3 separate regions of the Homo sapiens genome follow, and all the other regions are linked to region 3. A link is a loop called in an ENCODE intact Hi-C map of the cell type or tissue named here. Cell type or tissue: PC-3. All regions are shown on one strand.

Evidence for each region. Peaks named below come from ENCODE experiments on the same cell type or tissue, not always from the same donor. Only the 100,000 strongest peaks of a DNase experiment are listed, where the experiment ranks them.
Region 1: it touches region 3 in a loop (8-fold over the local background); 1 of 110 quality-filtered maps calls a loop at or near these places.
Region 2: it touches region 3 in a loop (8-fold over the local background); 1 of 110 quality-filtered maps calls a loop at or near these places.

Annotation. Positions count from the first base shown.
Region 1 is chr6:91,505,364-91,507,863 of GRCh38, forward strand. No RefSeq gene overlaps it. Among named protein-coding and RNA genes, the nearest start is that of MIR4643, 15 kb to the right of the region's middle. In PC-3, no CTCF peak of the experiment used is centred here; no DNase peak of the experiment used is centred here; H3K27ac peaks cover 264 bases.
Region 2 is chr6:91,703,491-91,705,990 of GRCh38, forward strand. No RefSeq gene overlaps it. Among named protein-coding and RNA genes, the nearest start is that of CASC6, 14 kb to the left of the region's middle. In PC-3, no CTCF peak of the experiment used is centred here; a DNase peak (open chromatin) is centred at 1,261; H3K27ac peaks cover 701 bases.
Region 3 is chr6:91,437,276-91,439,775 of GRCh38, forward strand. No RefSeq gene overlaps it. Among named protein-coding and RNA genes, the nearest start is that of MIR4643, 83 kb to the right of the region's middle. In PC-3, no CTCF peak of the experiment used is centred here; a DNase peak (open chromatin) is centred at 1,496; H3K4me3 peaks cover 492 bases; H3K27ac peaks cover 1,352 bases.

The DNA of each region.
Region 1 (2,500 bases), 68 kb after region 3:
ATGTTAGTTTTTCAGTTCTCCTTTTGGATTCTTAATTATTACTATTATCCTATTATATCTCCTCAACTATCATACTTGCTTTCTCACCTTTTACAGAAAATCTTTAAAATTTTAACACATACACATTTAGAAATTAACATTAATATGTTTATCATCTTTCTCAAAATAATCCAAGGATATTATAATGATTTAACACTATTACCTCCTATTTTTATACTTGCTATTTTTCTAGTGTTTTGGTAACACCTATTTTTTCAGCTTCTGAAATTAGATGTTGTAATACTGATATATTTTTAGATTTGCCCACATAGTTACCAATTTTTCTATTTAACATTTCTTTTTTCATCTCAGCTCTTCCATCCTTTTTTTCCTCAAATACATTTTTCAGAAGTCCTCTACTGACTATTCACTAGTAATAAGCTCTCTCAAGTTGTGTTGAAATTTATTTATTTTTGCTTTATTCTTTGATACTAGTTTAGCTGAGTATACAATCCTATGTTGACATTACTTTCTCTCAGCATTTTGAACACTCATTGTACATATTTTTTATTTCCACCCTTGTTCTTGCTGTTGGTCCAATTGCTTTTTTTGTAGGCCAAGGTTTCCTTCTTTCTTTTTAATCTCTGACATTTTAATATCTGCCTTTATCCGTGATATTTTGCAGTTTCTCTAGATTATGTCTGGTATGGAGATACATGTACCTATGCACAAATACATGCACATGCATACATATATACAATTCTGCTTGAGATTTATTATTCTTGAAGTAGAGTTTTATCTTCCATTAAGTTTGAAAAATCTGTTATTTCAGACATTATCTATCTCTTTGAATATTCCTGCCCCATTTTGTATATTCATTCTTTCTGGGAATCTAATTTAATATTTGTCATTGTCATCCTATGCCTAATATCTTTAACATATCTTTTATATTTTCCACCTCTTTTTGTGCTCAGATACAAATTTGTATCTTCAACTGTGTATTTAATTTGCTATTTTATTTTACGTTGTTTTTAATATCTGTTATTTTCTTTTTTGTTAGATATTATAGCGAGCTCTCCCTCTTATTTTGATAGTACTTTTTTTCTTATTTCCTACACAATTTTAATTTCCTTGAGCATTTTAAATAGAGAACATATTTATATGTTATCATTTTCCAAATACAAATAGATAGTTTATATTTTGTTTTCAACCTTTTATTTGGGAGATGTCTCTTTTTGCTGTTTGTTGCTCTTCCTGATTCACTATGTTGACTCGTTTTATTGTATAGTTTACAACTTTGGTATGTACTTTCTGTGGCAACACTGAAAGCCTTGAGATGAAAGTATATTCAGAGAGAATACATATTTGCTTTTGGCTGGTGTCTATGGTAAACAGTCCAGGCCAACTCTAATAAAATGTGTTGACCTCGAGTTTCTTTGATATTATCTATGGTTTATAGTTAAACCCGAAACCACAGGTTGGTAAAATGGTGATTACGAAGAATTCTTTATCCCAACCCACACTCTGACCCCCAACACGGGTAAATTTTCTTAATTCCCTGGGCTTGTAATTAGACTATTTTTCAAGACTCACTCTTTCACGCATAGCATAGGCTTTTGAAAGTCTTAGTTTCATATGAAGTGTTTCTCAATTCCAACTCCCAACTTTCTTCTTGGCCTCATGACTCCATCAATCCTAAACATCAACATAATGCTGCTACTTTGGTTCCATCTTTCTTCATTTTTGGATTCTAGGGATTTTTCTTATTGTGTTTAATCTCAGATATATACCTACAAGAATTATGAGTTTTTTGGTCTCCTTTATTTTAAAGTGTTTTTTTTTTTTTATATAGGAGATTTTCTAAGACATCTAATCCACCACATTGGTAGAAACAAAAAAAGGATATATATTTTTAAATCTACTAAATATTTCACAGTCTCCCATTTACATTTTCAGTTTTGCCTTAATGACATATGACTCTACATAATCATTAAAAAAATCCCAACTGACCTCATGGTTTGAATTGTTGTGTTTTGCATGTGATAACTTTTATGTCTCAAATTAGAAACCTGATTCTTTCTGCCTGCATTTTTTTAGGTTGGTATCTATAGGGCAGTTTCTCAAAGGTAGTGTCATGACTCTTAAAAATTCACTTTGATTAAACAATAATGAAAAAGTGCTTTACTTTCCCTTCTTTATTTTCTTCACTTCCAACTTGTGAGTGTTCAAGTACTTAGGTTTTTAGGAACATTGATTCACCCTCACATTTACAGCTTTGTTTCTAAATTTGAACAGTTTATTTTTATCACACAGAGGACCTTTTTCTGTAAGAACTGTTCATTGTTTATGGTCTAAACTGGAGTTGAAATAATTATAGATTTTGCTTTTTTTTAAATTAAGAGAGGTAATGCAAAGCATTATGATTATGTTACTTTACTATGCCATCACTGGAAACTAAGGTTCATGAACATTAATGAGGAAAATCTTTTCCCTAGCTTCTGATGGCTGTCAAACAAACGCT
Region 2 (2,500 bases), 270 kb after region 3:
GACAGCATGAGAGAGAAAGAGGGAGTTGAACTCACCTTTTTGACACAAATCTCACCATGAAGTTGGAGCCTTCATGGCCTAATCACCTTGTAAAGGTCCCACCTCTTAATGCAGTTACAACAGCAATGAAATTCCAACATAAGTTTTGGATGATACAAAAATTCAAACCATAGCAGGAATGACATTATCTGACTCATGTTTTTATAGGATCATTCTGGCTACTGTGTTTAGAATAGACTGTAGTGAGGGGTGAAATTGGACAAAGCAAGAAAGAATTAGGAATATTGTGCAATTATACGTGAAAGAAATGATGACACCCCCAAAACTGCACCAAGATAGACCAATGTAGAAGATTAGAAGTGATCAGTTTCTAAATATGCCATATACCATTAAACTTCCCATATTAAGGGATAGAAAGCCAATTGAGAGAACAGCATGTGGTGACTGGGTTTGAAACTGCTTTAGTCACCTAAATCAGGAGTATTAGCCAATATATATATGGAACCAAAAATGATCCCAAATAGCCAAAGCAATCCTAAGCAAAAAGAACATAGCCAGAGGCATCACACCACCTGACTTCACTACATTATAAGGCTACAGTAACCAAAACATCATGGTACTGGTACAAAAACAGACACATAGGCCAATGGAACAGAACACAGAACAGATAAATAAAGCCACAAATCTACGACCATCTGATCTTCCACAAGGCTGACAAAAATAAGCAATGGGAAAAGAACTCCCTCTTCAATAAGTAGTGCTGTGATAGCTGGCTAGCCGTATACAGAAGAATGAAACTGGACCTCTAACTTTCACTATATACAAAAACTAACTCAAGATGGATTAAAGATTAAATGTAATAATTCAAACTATAAAAATCCTAAAAGAAAACTTAGCAAACACCATTCTGGACATTGGCCTTGGCAAATAATTTATAACTGAGTCCTCAAATTGCAACAACAACAACAACAACAAAAAATCGACAAGTGGGACCTAATTAAAGTAAGGAGTTTCTGCACAGCAAAAAAAAAAAAATCAACAGAGTAAACAGATAACCTACATACTAGGAGAAAATATTTGCAAACTATGCATCCGTCACAGTTCTAATATCCAGAACTATAAGGAAGTTAAACAATTAATCTAGCAAAAAACAAATAAACCCATTAAATATTGGGCAAATGACATAAACAGACTTTTTTCAAAAGAAGGCATACAAGTGTCCAACAAACATAGAAGAAATACTCAACATCACTAGTCATCAGGGAAATGCAAATCAAAACCACAATGACATACCATCTGATACCAGTCAGATGGCTGTTTTTAAAAAGTCAAAAAAACAATAAATGCTGGCGAAGCTGAAGAAAAAAGCAAATGTTTTAACACTTTTGATGGGAATGTAAATTAGTTCAGCTATTGTGGAAAGTAGTTTGGAGATTTCTCAAAGAACTTAAAACAGAACTATCATTTAACCCAGCAATCCCATTACTGAGTATACATCAAAAAGGAAATATATTCTTTTACCAAAATGACACATGCACTCTTACGTTCATTGTAGCACTATTCACCATAACGAAGACATGAAGTCAACCTAACTACCCATCAGTGGCAGACTGGATAATGAAAATGTTGTATGTATACACCACAGAATAATACACAGCCATATACAAGAATGAAAGTATGTACTTTCAGCAACATGGATGCAGTTGGAGGCCATTATCCTAAGCAAGTTAATGCAGGAAGCAAAAACCAAATATCATATGTTCTCGCTTATAAATTGGAGCTACACACTGGGTACTCATGGACATAAAGATAGCACCATTAGGCACTGGGGATTACTAGAGGTGGGAGGGAGAAAAGCAAGTGTTGAAAAACTATTGCACACTATGCTCATTACCTGGGTTATGGAATCAATCATAGCCTAAACCTCAGCATCACCCTAAATACCCATGTAACAAACCTGCACATGTACCTCCTGAACCTAAAATAAAAGTTGAAATTATAATAAATTAACTAAAGCCAGGAGGCTTAAGACTTAAGGACAGTCAGTGTTCGAGTCTGAGTCCAAAGGCCAAAAAAGACCAATATCCCAGCAATTGGGGAGGAGGAGTTCCCTCTTCCTCAGTCTTTTTGTTCTATTCAAGTTGTAATTGATCATGAGATCCACTCACAGTAGAGAGGGTAACCTGCTTTACTTAGTCTACAGATTCACATGTTAGTCTCAACCAGAGACACACTCGTAGACACACACAAAACAATATTTGGCCGAATGTCTGGACATCAAATTGTCAGATGAAATTAGCCATCATACCAGGCTTTTTTCTAGCCTAGCCTCAAGAACAGATGTGCTTCTAAATCAAGCCTGTCTCACCAGTGCTAATATTTAGTAGTGGTCAAGTTTGTTGGAGAGCTCATCTGTAACTTGAGCCAACCATTTATTACCTTAAGGCCATAGTATGGACTAGATTAATAAACTAGAGAGAGGATCTCGACATTTGGTATA
Region 3 (2,500 bases):
GCAGAATGTCCATTTTATCATTCAAGCCTGAAATCTGTTCTGCAATCCTTTTATTTCCCTCCTGAATTGCTTTCAAAGCCCTCTAGGGAGCTGGCCTGCAAAAATAGAGAATTCTCACATTGTTTTGATGAAAGGTGCTATATAACCACACAGCAGGATTATTGTTCCTTTTTCTCTTTCATTTTGGTCGCCCTGACTGATCTGCTCTGCATTGCAAGCGCAATGGCCTTTTTTCATCTTAATTTTATTCACAGCTGTGGTTACTTTCTTTCAGGGACATCAGATAGGTGTTAAGTAAAAGACAGGCATGGGTGTCAGAAGGAAAGTCTAGGCACCTCCCTTCCCTTGTTACTGATTTCTAACACTTTGTCTGACCATTCAGCTGAGCCCAGCTGCTACTGCCCTGATCCCTTCCCTCACTAGGTTCAATTTCCCTTGGAGTTTCTGCTTTGTGTATAGAACTAGCCTAACCCAATCAAAGCAAACTGCAAAATTAAATTAATTTAACTCGTTCATCTAGGTGTTGAATGTAATATTTTGACACATCTGCATAAACTGAACTTCCTAAATTTGGCATAAGGGAATAAAATTGATGGATTCAAATTCATTTTTGTTGGTGAAATGCAGAGATTTGTAATCCATCAACTATTCTCCCTAATGCACCATCTAGACAGCTCACGCTGCCTTCAGTTGGCGTTAAATGCAAACACCTCTACTTAAATAATAGAAGCTGCATAGCAAAAATTAGCAAAAGCCAGTTTTAAGTGAAGATTTGACATTAAGTCAATATGTTTAAAAACAAACTGAAGCAAGGAATAAAGAGAGAGATTTAAAAATATGCCGTTTTTAACCCCAAGGGGAAGTGATATAGTTTATAGAAAACATTAAGTATTCAAGACAAAACGATACAAAACTCATTGAAGAAAATCTTTGTGGTTGTGAGGGGTGGCATATATAAATGTGTCCAGATGTTGGCTCTGTGTATACAATTCTGTGTTTGGGTGAATGTGTGCATACAGTGCTTTTCATTTTCTAGAGAGATTCCTGGTATAATTAACTGAAATTGACTGTGTGCAGAATGTTGAAACACAAAATAATTAATAAGAAACGATAGAACAGTGGAAGGTCTCTAAAATGCTTCTGAGGTGTGTGTCTGTGTGGGTGGCATCCCAGTAAGTGTAGTGTTTATATATCAAAATATATCATAATTGTTTGAATAAATACATGATGCCTGATTCATAAAAAATAAAAATCTACCATGGTGAAAGGACATGAAAAGTGGCAAAAGCATTCGTTTTTAGGCTTTTACAACGTAGATTCTGTTCATGCTGAGTAGGGAAATGAAGCTTTTTATTTGGAGAATTCTGGGTTGAGGACTATTTTCTCAACCAAAAAAGAATGTCTTTAGGTAAATATGTATGTGTGATGGTATTTGAGTTAGCCATGGATGAAAACATACTGTAAATATTTCTATGTCAGTTATGAGTCTAAACACCCTGGCCATTTTGACCTACAGCATGATTAACAGGAATCAGGTCAGTGAGTCACACAAAGACACACTATTTTATAAATGTTTATCTTTTAATTTTAAATGATTTAAAATGTTAGGAAATGGGTGGTAAAGGAAATAACTTAGTATCACAGAATTTTATGGCTCAAAGTCCCTGTATTTCACTGAATCTAACGTGCTTTAGTATTAATGTTTTCTTGATCTTTCCAGAAGGTATCAAGGGAAGACTTTTTCTTTTGTTTATGTCACTCACAACCACACTTGACAGGGATGTAGAAAGCATTGATTGTAAGATGCATCTCAATTTTAGAGAGATTAAAATTAGAAAAAAAAATTGCATGTTAGAATTGAGAAATAGGGTCTCATAGAGATCAAATCTAGCTAAGTTATTTTACAAAGAAGAAATTTAAGGTCCAGAGTGCCTGAAGGTCACACAAGTGCTTAATAATGAAGCATGGCACATCCCCTGGCCATCTGCTCAGCTTTTCTCATAATGCCCTGCACCCTGCCCTGTGACATCTTTTTCCCTTTATACTATACTTACTCATAAAAGTTTTCAGATACAAATAAACAGCCCAGTGAGTTTAAGTTAAATGTTCGTATGTGTGTGTGTGTGTGTTAGTTGATTAAGAGTTTTCCAATATCATCATTTGGACTGCTATCCTAAATGTAGGCACTGGGCATTAGTTGGCATTAATAATCTTTTTTAGTTCTAAATTTACTCATCCCATGTACTCAACAACCACATATTTTCATATATAATATTCATTACTTAGTATTTTTGAGCAAGTGGTTTGTGTCAGTAACTCTATATTGAGGATGCAGCATGACCTGTGCTTCAAGAATAATTATTCAAATGATTACCATTTACAATCATGATAAGTGGTATGAAGGAAGGTGAGTGCTATGAAAATGTCTAACAGGGAGTATGGTCTAATTCAGAATCCCCTTTCTTCCAGTGCTATTTAATCTGATACCTGAATAATGAAG